Linked DNA regions of Homo sapiens: region 2 is linked to region 1. The links are chromatin contacts, found by Hi-C or POLR2A ChIA-PET in ENCODE. All regions are on one chromosome and are shown on one strand. Each heading gives the region's core, a stretch centred on a gene start or an enhancer-like site at or near the end of the contact. The rest is flanking DNA. Distances are from core to core; before and after follow the strand shown. Region 1 overlaps ETS1 (ETS proto-oncogene 1, transcription factor). Region 2 overlaps ETS1 (ETS proto-oncogene 1, transcription factor).

Region 1 (5,981 bases), core at 2,483-4,982:
GGAGTAAGTTTTCAAGCATTTGAGTTGTTCTCAAAGGTCACTGGTTTTCTTCATAAAAGACCTAAGGCTTCCCTGAATGCAAAAATAAGGATTCAGCATACTCTAAGGATCAGAGAGACACCTCAATAGAAACACAGATCTTGCTGTTTGTCATCATCCACACAAAGGGTCCCTACATGAAAACATATCCAGGGTGGAGAGAATTATAAGAGAATAAAGGCCTAGACCACATCTGAGTAATCAAAGCTACTTTAAAATAAGCTCTACTCACAACACACTTTCTAATTTTTAGAAAACACTACAATCTTACAGAGAGATCTGATGATTAACACATTAATGCTCCTTGGCTATTTCTCAGATATACTCTCCACATGTTTTTCTGGTTAAGTAGCATGATATGCTACAACCCATTTGAAGAAAGCATTGTTTTGCTCTACTACCAGAGTCTCAATCAAAGTTCAAGCTCTCAACCTACATCTTCCTTTCTCTATGGCCTTTCTTCACCCATCACTATCATAACTATAGCTTTCGCTCCTGGAAGAAAACTGATAATAAAGCCGAGTAAGAGAAGGGGCATTCTCTATAGGCCAGGATGGATCTGGACAGGGCGTAGTGCCACTGAGGATACTGTTCCCACATTTGAACAGCTGGCCTAAGGAGAACCGTGCTGCAGAAGAGTCCAGTGCGGAGGCCATTCAGTTGTGCCTTTGAGAGATGCTGCTGCTGATTTTGTATTTAGAAAGACCTCCCAAGAGCAGACCAGGAAAAATCCCCTGATGCCAGGCCACTAGATAGAGTTTCCAGGAACACCAGATCATTATAGTTCCCTTCCCCCAGACATGGAAAAACACCCAAAATGTAAGTTTCCTACCATTCTTGGAAATGATCCCTTTGAAGAGAATGATACTATTTGCTTCCAAAAATCAATGGCTATTCACAAGCAGAGTGGCTGGAGAGAGACTAAAGAATTCTTAGAGAGACTTCTCCCCCGTGCCCTGCAAAAGGGAGTCTCTCGTCGTCTCTGGTCAGAGGTGCAGAGTGCCTTCCAGGACCCCACCCACAGAAACGTGCAGATGGAGTTGGCCTAAGCAGCGGGAGGGCGCCTACCTGTGTAGCCAGCTAGGGCAGCAGCAGGAATGACAGGCTTGTCCTTATTGAGGTCAGCACGGTCCCGCACATAGTCCTTGAAGGTGCCCTTGGGCTTGTGGTTGGGCAGGGCAGCCGGATAGTCCTCTGAGTCGAAGCTGTCATAGGAGGGAACACGCTGCAGGCTGTTGAAAGATGACTGGCTGCTCCAGGACTGGGTGAGGCGATCACAACTATCGTAGCTCTCTATGCTTTCAAAAGAGTCCTGGCCCCCGAGTTTACCTGGAGGTAAAGGAGGAGGTAGGAAGAGGACAGGGGGAGGAGGGAGTGGGAAAAAAAAAAAACTGTAAAAACCCTCTTATGGAGGACAGATTGCTAATCAGATCTGCAGGAAGGACGGAAGAAGGGAGAGGCGAGTGGGAACAGAAGCTTCAGGGGTCATGGGTTTACTCTGAGGAAAGGGGCTGCACTAGGCCACCATCCGAGGGTCCACGGCCACTCTGCTGCCTGGTTTGAGAACTCCAAGTACAGAGATTCAGAGTCAAACGTTGCTCACATCTGTCGGAGTAGCGTTTGGGTCCTCAAGAGTTCTAAAGCCAGAAATCTAGAAGCTGAGGATCACACATGTTATGATATGATTTCTGGCTGATGTCGTAGGCCCAATGAATAAATGAAGAAATCAGAGCAATGTCAGGCTGAATTCCCCACTCCAGCTCAAGCCAATGAGATGACTTCAAAAGGCCCAGTTTGGAAAACATTTTGGTCATAAGAAAAAAGAATCCCATTAGACTAAGAGCAGATTAGCCTGTTTTGACCTTGGAACTAAGTGCTATTTTTTAGCATTTTTCCCAAATACTATTTTAATATGAAATACATGTACTGACCCTATGCCTTTTCAAATAGAGTAAGATGGTGTAAGATGCTTTTCCCAAGAGATTTTTTAAAATCACACACACTATCACTCTTCTAAACAGAAAACCATATTCTTTATCCTCTCCAAGTAAAATTATGTACTTGAAATTTAAACTTCATTGGAAAAGTGTAGGCAATATTTAAAAGGTTTATTAAAGAGTTAAGGTCCACAGCAGTGTCAGAAATCCTTTACTGTGTGAGTTGCTTAAGGCATTCTTAACTGACCACAAGATCATGCAAGTTCATTAATTTCCCAAACCAGGTTATAAACAGCTGCTATGATTGCACAATAGCTCCTGGAGAAATTTCCATTGGCAAAAATGCCACTAAAAAGGAGGCTAGCAAAAAAAAAAAAAAAATAGTTTTGGAGGAAAACAAATGAATCTAAGAGCGAAAAAGGCTCGCAGGAATGGTTTTTATATGCAACTTTCAGATACTTTTCAAGTAACCTAAGTTAAATCATAGGAGACTAGATGGTCACCTCAATTCAGCACAGGCCAAAAGGCAAAGGGATGTGACAAATGTTTACGGAGAAATATCCGTAAGTCAACTCTTAATTGTTCAGGGGTGGTTGATCTATAAATTTCAAATCCCAGAATAAGGCTGACTTATACAACTTCATATTAGTGTGCCTCCAGTGTATTTTTCCCTCCATGACAGCGGAGATTGGTTAAAACAATAAACATCAAACATGAACAGATGCCCAAACCTAAATTAAATATATAGGAAAATATGTTGCTCCCAACATTGTTTAAAGATCCGGATAAAATGTATTCGGTTGAGTGTGTACTTTTTGTAAAATCCACTGCTGTGGGTTTTCTCTACATCCTGACCCCCTCTGGAACTGCTTTAAACAGAAAGGTGGTGTCATCCGTTTCATCTCATTCCTTCCTCCACTCATCCATTCAGAGGAGGGTAATCTCTGGAAAGCAAACTGAAGAGCTTCATGGAGTTATCAGCCCTGCCCACCCAGTCCACTAGCAAAAGGGCACCTCTTCATTCTTACTAAAAATGAATATATATTTCTTTATAATTCTTAAAAATTCTTTCCCATTTACCCACCAGAAAAGTCATCTTTTTCACCTTTTTAGAGATCATTTAATTTTCTTTCAAGAAATTCACACTAAATGATTTAAGAAAACAGCCTACAACCAGAATGTCAAAGCCTTGTTTTAGCAGAACAGGAAATTCTGTGGCGTCTCATAAAAAGGTATTTGTTCATACCAGCTACTGATCTTCATGGTCACTTATTTTCTCTTTGAGACAAACATACCAAAAGCCTAAGAAGGAGAATTTATATTTTCATCAACACCGCACCAAGTCGATAGTATTTATGCTAAAGTCTCTCTGAAATGATTCCATTTCTATCAGCCAATTTTATACTTGGAGAAAAAGGACATCAGAATTTTCACAAGCAAGATAGTAGAGTTTCCAAGGAGTCCCACTAAGCAAGGGGACTAAACCAAGCCAGAACCAGTCTCTGGCAACCCCCCAAACATGAGGCAAATGCAACCCTGTTGAGAGTTGTGGTTTACAGCGGTAGGCAGCTTTCATTTTAGCTCGATTTCACAACCCTGGTGCTGGGAACCTTCATTTACGGGTATTTTCTCCAAAAATGGGTAGAATCCAACTGGATTAGATACTCAGTTATGCTGCTGCGCTCATGTAGGGAAACCTGTGTTCTCTAAACTGTCCACTAGCCAGCCTTTCTGAGAAGGGCCTCGGCGAGCTCCTTCCAAAGCTATCTGAGTCCACCAAACAGACCTCAGAGCACTCAAAACAGAAGATGCGGCAGCACCCAGCCACCCACTGAGTAGACTCGTACAAAGACAGTCCTTAGGGCCCAAATAAGTGGGGCATAGAAGCACTCTGTACGCTGTAATGCAGCCCGTGAATACTGTACTATGGTTAGTATAAATAACAATCAGCTAACAGTAATGCTTTCGGTCTAGACCAATCACAGCATCTCAGAATCAATTGGCCCTTTGCATAGGCCCTGTTTGCAGCACTTCTAACATGCAGAAAACAGCCCTGCACAAAATGGTCTTCCCCTCAAGTTTCTGTGGCCTGAACTTGGAGGGAGGGAAGAAGAGTGGAGCCAGAAAGAAATACCTCATGTCTCCTTGTAAGGGTCACTTTTGGTCCACAGTCATTAGTTTGGGGTTGGAGGGGTGGTAGGGACCAAAACCAAGAATGAAGAAAAGGAGAGGGAAAGAGACAATTACACAAATGCAAAGCCAGATGCAATTTCAAAACAATGTGACAGGAGATCGACCCAAAGTTACAACATGGCTGAGCCCAAACCCACAGGCTTGGCCTCACTGTGTAGATGTACAGAAAGTCCCACAAGGAAGAAAGTCGTTTTAATGCTTTGACTCGCCTGATAAAAAAGAAACACATGTACACACACTTGTGTGTATGTATTTAAATAGACATGCACCCAAAAATAAAAAAGAGCCAGAAAGGGGAAGGCCGACTGGTCCCACCCATCCCCTTCGGTCTGAAACACTAACACCCTGGGGCCTTAAGAAGGAAGATTAGGGGTTCTGATTTTGCAGGGACTTTCCCTCTGCAGGGCTTGTTGGTGATCCCTAGGCCTGCTAGGAGGAAGTGTGAGTCTGAATACTCGAAGAAGACGACAATGGGCATGACCCATGATTCTTCAAAGTAAAGGTACCATTGGGCTCTCCTCCAAGAGCCTCACAATAGGCACCGCATATGGTCAGTCATTGAGCAGAAATCACTAATAGGCCAGCCCCAGCCTGACATCTGACCCAAGCCCCGCTTGATCAGCTTTCTCCTGTTCCTCTTCCCATTTATAATTCTTTCCCATTTACCCACCAGAAAAGTCAGGTTTTTCACCTTTTTAGAAATCATCTAGCTCTTGCTAAATAGACAAACCCTTTCTTACAATAGATTGCATTTTTCTCAGAAACAAAACAATCTGGACACTTTACTAGGTAGGCTGTACCTCTGAGTGTTTATGTCCTGTTCCTAAAAATTGGGTGCATTTTACCTTTTTTGCTTTATGTCACCCAGCTCTATTTTTAAACACTTTCTTCCCTGACAGTGAATATTTTATCACTATTATAATAGTCACGTTAACAAAACTACCTTCTTTTGGAAACCCCTGGCCACCTCCGTCCCTGGTCCTCTAGCTAAATACACACTTCACCACACTGCTGATGACTGGTTCCAAATAAACCGTTGGTTAACCATCTTGTATCTTCCCAAACCGAAAAAGTCACAGGAGGCTAAAGATCCCAGGCTGGCCAGCAGAGGTCATTCCAGGTACCCAGCTAGGATCTACAGTCAGACCCAGGAGTCCTCTGGGAGGAGCACCAGGACACATGCTAAGCTTAAGGGTTTTCCAGGGTGGCCACTTGAACCATTTTTACTTGATTATGTCCTCCTCAAGGAAAATAGAGCATACCTTTCAAAATGACCAAATTCAACTAGAGTTATTGAGTAAAACATTTTGCCCAAGTAAGATATTTAATTTCTTAGATTGCCTGATTTTGATTTCACTGTGGACCCCATGGCCTTTGTCATAATAATGGACTTGGCTAAAACACCACGATGGAAAGTTCTTAGTATCTGGACACTCTAAGATGGGAAGGCTGAAACTGAGGAATCTACAGGTCTAATAAATAAGAAAAAAAAAATGGAACCTGAAAAAAACTCACAAAGTCAGGTAATTCTTGTAAACCCAAGAGCTTTTAGAGAAGAAATATGACCTACCACGACTGGTCCTCCCCATGCACATGTTGTCTGGGGTGACGACTTCTTGTTTGATAGCAAAGTAGTCATTCTGCAAGGTGTCTGTCTGGAGAGGGTCTCGGAGAATGACCGAGGGGTAGTCATTCTCATACTTGAGGGAGAGGAGCTCTTCCGAGCTGATGGGATGGAGCGTCTGATAGGACTCTGTGATGAAGCTGGGCTCTGAGAACTCCGATGGTGGAACACACTGGGCATGCTCAATA
Region 2 (5,981 bases), core at 2,529-5,028, 95 kb after region 1:
TGATCTCCACTACAGCAAAACCACCCCAGGAAGAGCTCCTCATTGGTGAAGATGAATGGTAGGAAAAGCTCAAAGTACCCTAGGCCAGGGACATTGTTAACATCTGCGTCAGGGGTCACTACTCAGTGTTTGTTTCCAAGAACAGTGAGTACCTATGATGGGTCTGACTCTGTACCAGGCACTGAGCATGAAATAAGAGTAAGATGCATGTCACGTGGTTTAGATATGCCTGTCCTGACCATACACTGTGAGGATCATCTCACTGAGCTCCATGGCTCCTTTCCCACCAAAGTGTTCCTCGTTTTTACTCTTAGAATCAAGTTTTAAAGTCCTGATGAATCATCATCAAACCATATATCCCACTTCAAAGTTTTTGATCTACTTTGAGATCTTTGGTTGAGACATAAAAGTTAACAACATTGATTGTGTCATATGATAATGGCTTAACCACAATCAAATTCCCTAGGGAAATGTTGATCATCCCTCCAGGGTCCTGCAGGGCAACTAATACCTTCTAGAAATGAATACTTTTTGGAATTCCCCCCAGTGATGTGGGAATGCTGTTTCATGTAAACATTCAACCCTCTGATTTCCTCCAAAAAAAGCCCCAAGGATCTCCTGAGTCCTCACAGACCTCAGTTACAGTAGTCTCCCCTTACCCAAATAGGATTTGTTCCAAAACCCTCCAGTGGAGGCCTGAAACCTCAGATAGTACAGAACCCCATACATACTATGTGTTTTCCTATACATACACACCTATGATAAAGTTTAACTTATACATTAGACGCAGTAAGAGATTAACAACAATAACTAATACATGACTAGAACAATTATAACAATATACTGTGATAAAAGTTATTGAATGTGGTTTCTCTCTCTCTCTCTCTCTCAAAATATCTTACTGTACTGTACTCACCTATTTTCAGACCTTGGTTGACGGAGAGTAACTGAAACCTCGGAAGGCAAAACCACAGTTAAGGGAGTACGATTGTATTTATCCAACAATCATGTAATAGGCGTCCTTTGTTAGTGGCTTGTTTATTCATTTGGTAAATAATCACTATGCACCACTATGTGCCAGACACGGTCCTGGGCACTTGAAACACACCAGTAAACAAGGATTCCTGACCTCACGGCCCTTAGATTCTATCAGACTCAGGAAAAATCTGAGAAAGACAGGATCTCTATCTTCAGGCAGTGGAATCGACAGGCTCACACATAACTATAGCATAATGTGATAAGTAGTTGGCCAACAATATGGAAAAAGAAATAGGAAGCAGTCAGTTCTGCTGGGTGCAGGGAATAGGAAATTGTGAAAGATTGCATAGAGCAAGGTGTAACCACATGGCCCTATAAATCATCCCTAGAGTCCCACAAGTGGCAAAGGACCTTCACCTTTCAAATGCCTATTTTACTTACGTATTTCTAAGAGAAAGGACTTTTGGAATTGGCAGCCACATCCTGAAGCCCACCTCAAAGATACCAAGGGTTTCTGTCTGCTGGCCAGACAACACTCCCCCTCATAGCAACACTCCTGGAAAAGGGGTCAGTGGAAATATGTTTTCTCTTCTCATTGACAGAGTGAGAGAAGAAAGCTCTGGCCCAACATCTGGTGCACTCTGTGCTGGACTGTATTCTTGAAGCTATGACTGTATGAATGACACTTCCCTTGGGGAAAAGCCCTTTGCCCAGAGAGGAAACTGACAAGAGGGAGTTGCCAGGGCTCTCAAGGGCTCTCGTCTCAGGAAATAACTCTTGGACAGAAATGGATTGCTGCTTTATTATTTTTTTGGAGAAAGAAAAAAAGAACCCGCCCTTTTTCCACTTGTAGATTGTGACACAGAACAGCTGCTAGAGACGTAAACCTTCTCAGAAGAAGTAAATGAAGTGTTTAGGTAGTTTTTTTAGTAGCGTTTGTTTTTTCTTTTCTTTTTTGGCTTTTTGGCAAAAGAGAATTCCCTCCCACAAGACAACTGCTTGAACATCAGCTGCACCAACTTTTTTCTTAGCATTGCACACGTTTATTGCATAAATACAAGCAATTGTGGCATCTGAAGATTTACTCCCCAGCGAAGAAGCATCCATGAGACCTGTTTGGGTGCAAAAATGATTTGGACGCTGGGTAACAGAGGGTCTTGCAGAGCTGAGTTTATTTTTCTTGAAAAGGACCTGCGCCACCTGAGCCGCAGGATAAGTGGGTCAGAAAGGAGGCTGCCCTGCTCTGGACTGTGGCTTGCTGTGCCCCCCCATGCTCCCTCCCACCTCTCCAGCCCCCTCTCGCCGTGACCCCTGCACCCTCCACTGCAACATGGAACTCTGTTGTTTTCTTAGGCACGCGTTGCCAGGTCTCACTCCCCTGCCCTTCTCATGTTACCCCCTCTGCTAGGAATGCCCATCCACCCTCAAGATGAGTGAACCCTGCCTCCTCAGGGTTTTAGGCTCAGCTCAGAGGTTATTGCAGCCTGGAATCCTTCCTGAGCCACGCTTCACCCCAGCCAGGGTTAGCGGCTCCTTGTTTATGTTCCCAAAGTGTATTTCTATCACGGTGCTTATCACATTGTTTTATTACCATCTGCTTCTGTTTGTCTCTCCAGCTAAATTCTCATCTACTTGAAGGCAGGCACCATGCCTTTTTCATTTTTGTCTTCAGCACTTAAGACAGACCATGGGGCATAATGGAAACTCATTGTTTTTTTAAATCAGTGAATGAGTAAATGAATGAATTGGTCTCACAAGACTAAAAATGTAAGAGGTAGATCAGATGTGAATATATTTGTTCCTCAAAATAGAGAATCTGAATAGATTGCAGGTCTAGATAAAGAACCACTTGAAATAATCAGTTTGTTTCATGATCCATTTCTAAGGGAAAACCGTTTCCTTCTATTCACATAGCTATTTAATGCCCCCTCATCTAAGAAGGCTTTTCCCATCACCGCATATGAATAGCAGCGCCTTTCTCCGTACTCTGACACCTAGGTGTTTGTTCGTTGTCTTCTCCAAAGTCCACTCTGTTAGAATTTAAGCTCCCCAAGGGGGAGATTTAGTTCATTTATTCACTCCAGATCCCTGGATCCTAGGCCAGTATTGGAAAGTAGCTGGCACATAGATAACTGTTAAATACAATAGTGTAAGTTAGAAAACTTGTACACACTTTTTCAGTGTAAACCCCTCTTTTTACAAATGAGGAGAAAGACTAAGGCGATGCTGCTAATTGGCCAAGCTGAGACCAGACTCCTGGTCTTCAGCCTCCTCCTGTGCTTAGAGAAGATGCTTCTCTAGACCTTTGTTACCCAGCGTCCAAATCATTTTTGCACCCAAACAGGTCTCATGGATGCTGCTTAGCTGGGGAGTAAATCTTCAGATGCCACAGTTGCTTTGCATTTATGCAATAAACGTGTGCAATGCTAAGAAAAAAATTGGTGCAGCTGATGTTCAAGCAGTTGTCACGTGGGAGGGAATTCTCTTCTGCCAAAAAGCCAAAAAAAAAAAAAAGAGAGAGAGAGAGAAGATGCTTCTCTAAGCACCCTCATCACCCTGGATGGCGAGGACAGAAACAAGCATGAGATGGAGAAGACAAAAAAGTCAACACTTTGGCTTATGTGGGTGTCTCATGTCCAAAAAATCACTTTAAAACTATGGTTCTGCTTGATTCTAGAGAGTTCTATTCTTCATAGAGCGAGTGACCACTTCTCCAACTTCCCACCCTCCCCAAACTGGCAACCCGGCCAGGACCTGTAGGCTCTCACTTCCTTTCACCCAAAGCTTGCCAGGGCAGGGCAGGGCAGGTTGAGAGACACAGAATAAAGGAAAAATTAGGGAGGAGAGGGACTGTTCAGGCCAAGGCAGCAGAAGAACAAGAAATCCCAAAGAGACCAGGCTTGAATCAAGGCTGAATCCAGTTCACATCAACTCTGACCCTGCTTGGCTGTATTTCTAGATAACTTTGACATCAGTTAAGCCTTTTTCATTTGGGGTTATGTATTCCTAAAAGAAAAACTACGCTTTTAGGTAAATACCAAGTAAATTACACTTTAATTTTTTTCTTTTGAAAACAAAATTCTTTTGAAATCAGCAGTTTTTGCCAAACTAATACAATGTTACCGCAAAAATTAAAATACAAAAAAGTAACAGATGGATATTAGAATCACCTGAAACCTCACCATGTAGAGATAATTATACTAATAATTTGTTCAATATTCTTCTGGGTATTTTTTAATCTATCTAAACGAACATAGATGTCACACACACACACGTGATTACAATTTTACCTTCATGAGATTATTCTCCACATGTTCTTTTGTAACCTGCTTTGTTCACTGACATTTAACATAATGCTATGGACATTTTTCTCTGTTGATAAATGTGGCTGTCTATCCTAAAGATGATGACTGCCAAGTATTCTATTGTATGTATATATCATACTTTTAAAGAGCCTCTTATTATCGTATAATTAATTTGTCCCCAATTCTTTGTCATTATAAAAATTCCTAAAATATTTTACATTCCCACTAAATGCCGAAAAAGAGCATTTTGGGGACAAAGAAAATATGCATTCCATATTTGAATACATATTGACTAACTGCATTCTATAATAGACCAGCCAAAATTAGACTCCCACTGACAAAGGCATCATGTTTTAAATTTCAACTTGCCCTCTCGTCTTCATGTTAGCTTCATAGGCAATGAATTATGGTTAAAACATATCCTGGGTATGAAGATGGCACATGGGGAATTCAAAAGCACAATAAAGCTGTGGCAGAAAATGTAGATTTCTCCCCACCACCCCTCACCCCAGCCTTTCCTCTTTGAAAACAATGCAAAATTTGAATAGATTTCCAATGAGCATTTATCCTAATGTCAATAATTTAGGATTCCTATCAATTCAAACAAAAAGCATGTCCTTTTGGCTTGGAATACAGGAGACAAAGAATTTGGCTTCCAGGGCTGGGCTCGGTGGCTCACGCCTGTAATTCCAGCAATTTGAGAGGCCGAGGCAGGCGGACCACCCAAGGTCAGGAGTTCAAGAGCAGCCTGACAAACATAGTGAAATTCCATCTCTACTAAAAATACAAAATTAGCCAGGTGTGGTGGTACATGCCTGTAATCCCAGCTACTTGGGAGGCTGAGGCAGAAGAATCGCTTGAGCCTGGGAGGCAGAGGTTGCAGTGAGCCGAGATCTCGCCATTACACTCCCACCCGGCAACAAGAGCAAAACTCCATTGAAAAAAAAAAAAAAAAAAGAATTTGGTGTCCAAAACAACTAACCATGTAAAAAAAACTTGCTCCAAACAACAGCACTTTTGCCAAACTAAAGGCAACACCTGGGCTACCAAGGCAACATCTTTAATCTACAATGTATAGAGTTTTAATTTCTTTTTTCTGAATACTATAGAAATGTATTTTTGAAGACTCAGAGTATCTCCTCTTTCAGGAAGCTTTCCCCTCCCCCCTACCCTCTTTGGCAATTGCATGGACCTCCTTGATGCCCCTCCATGGGATTTACTGTAACGGTGTAACAAAGTTCATGACACTTCCTGTATCTATGCCTGTTTCTGCTCCTGAATGATGAGTAACTTGAGAGTAAGGATGGTGTCTTTTCAGATGACACATAGTAGCCATGCAACAAGTGTCTGTTTACTAAATGAGGGAAAGTACCTAAAGTACTTGAAACAGAGTTGGTGTGTACAATCCTTGTGCGTCCTGAGCTTATCCAAGAGAGTAAGTTATCGTTTGGACATTAAAAAAAAAAAAAAAAAAAAAAAAAATCCCTGTGATGAAGTGTGTCCTTGTGTGACCCTGAGGTTAGGCTTCTCAAGAGTTAACTACAAGCAAGATGGCACTTTTCTCTAAACTATAGGATGTACCAGATTGATGAGTTCATCTATACTCCTTCAGTGTGTTCTTTCTGATTCTCATGAGTAGCCCACGTGTATTTCCCAAATCATTTGAGTAGATGTCTTCCCTGACCTGTCACTGTAACA

The links. A loop is a pair of places that touch in the nucleus more often than their neighbours do. ChIA-PET counts read pairs that join two places held with the same protein, here RNA polymerase II (POLR2A). Pooled maps may share reads with other maps.
Region 2: POLR2A ChIA-PET joins it to region 1 with 17 read pairs in activated naive CD4-positive, alpha-beta T cell. The contact joins two enhancer-like sites. A Hi-C loop is called at or near these places in 7 of 50 pooled maps. POLR2A ChIA-PET finds 5 or more read pairs at or near these places in 8 of 52 experiments (CD8-positive, alpha-beta memory T cell, activated B cell, activated CD4-positive, alpha-beta T cell and 4 more).

Annotation. Positions count from the first base shown.
Region 1 is chr11:128,479,084-128,485,064 of GRCh38, forward strand. It overlaps ETS1 (ETS proto-oncogene 1, transcription factor), which reads right to left. Exons shown (of 10, transcript NM_001143820.2): 7 at 5,740-5,981; 8 at 1,108-1,368. Among named protein-coding and RNA genes, the nearest start is that of MIR6090, 40 kb to the right of the region's middle. RefSeq lists enhancers at 3,715-3,794, 3,975-4,024, 4,395-4,464. Within about 2 kb of position 3,733, at least 13 of the 41 ENCODE cell types and tissues checked have a DNase peak (open chromatin) inside an H3K27ac peak, as active enhancers do.
Region 2 is chr11:128,574,438-128,580,418 of GRCh38, forward strand. All of the region lies in intron 1 of ETS1 (ETS proto-oncogene 1, transcription factor), which reads right to left. All of the region lies in intron 2 of LOC105369565 (a long non-coding RNA gene), which reads left to right. Among named protein-coding and RNA genes, the nearest start is that of ETS1, 10 kb to the right of the region's middle. RefSeq lists an enhancer at 1,756-2,256. Within about 2 kb of position 3,779, at least 2 of the 41 ENCODE cell types and tissues checked have a DNase peak (open chromatin) inside an H3K27ac peak, as active enhancers do.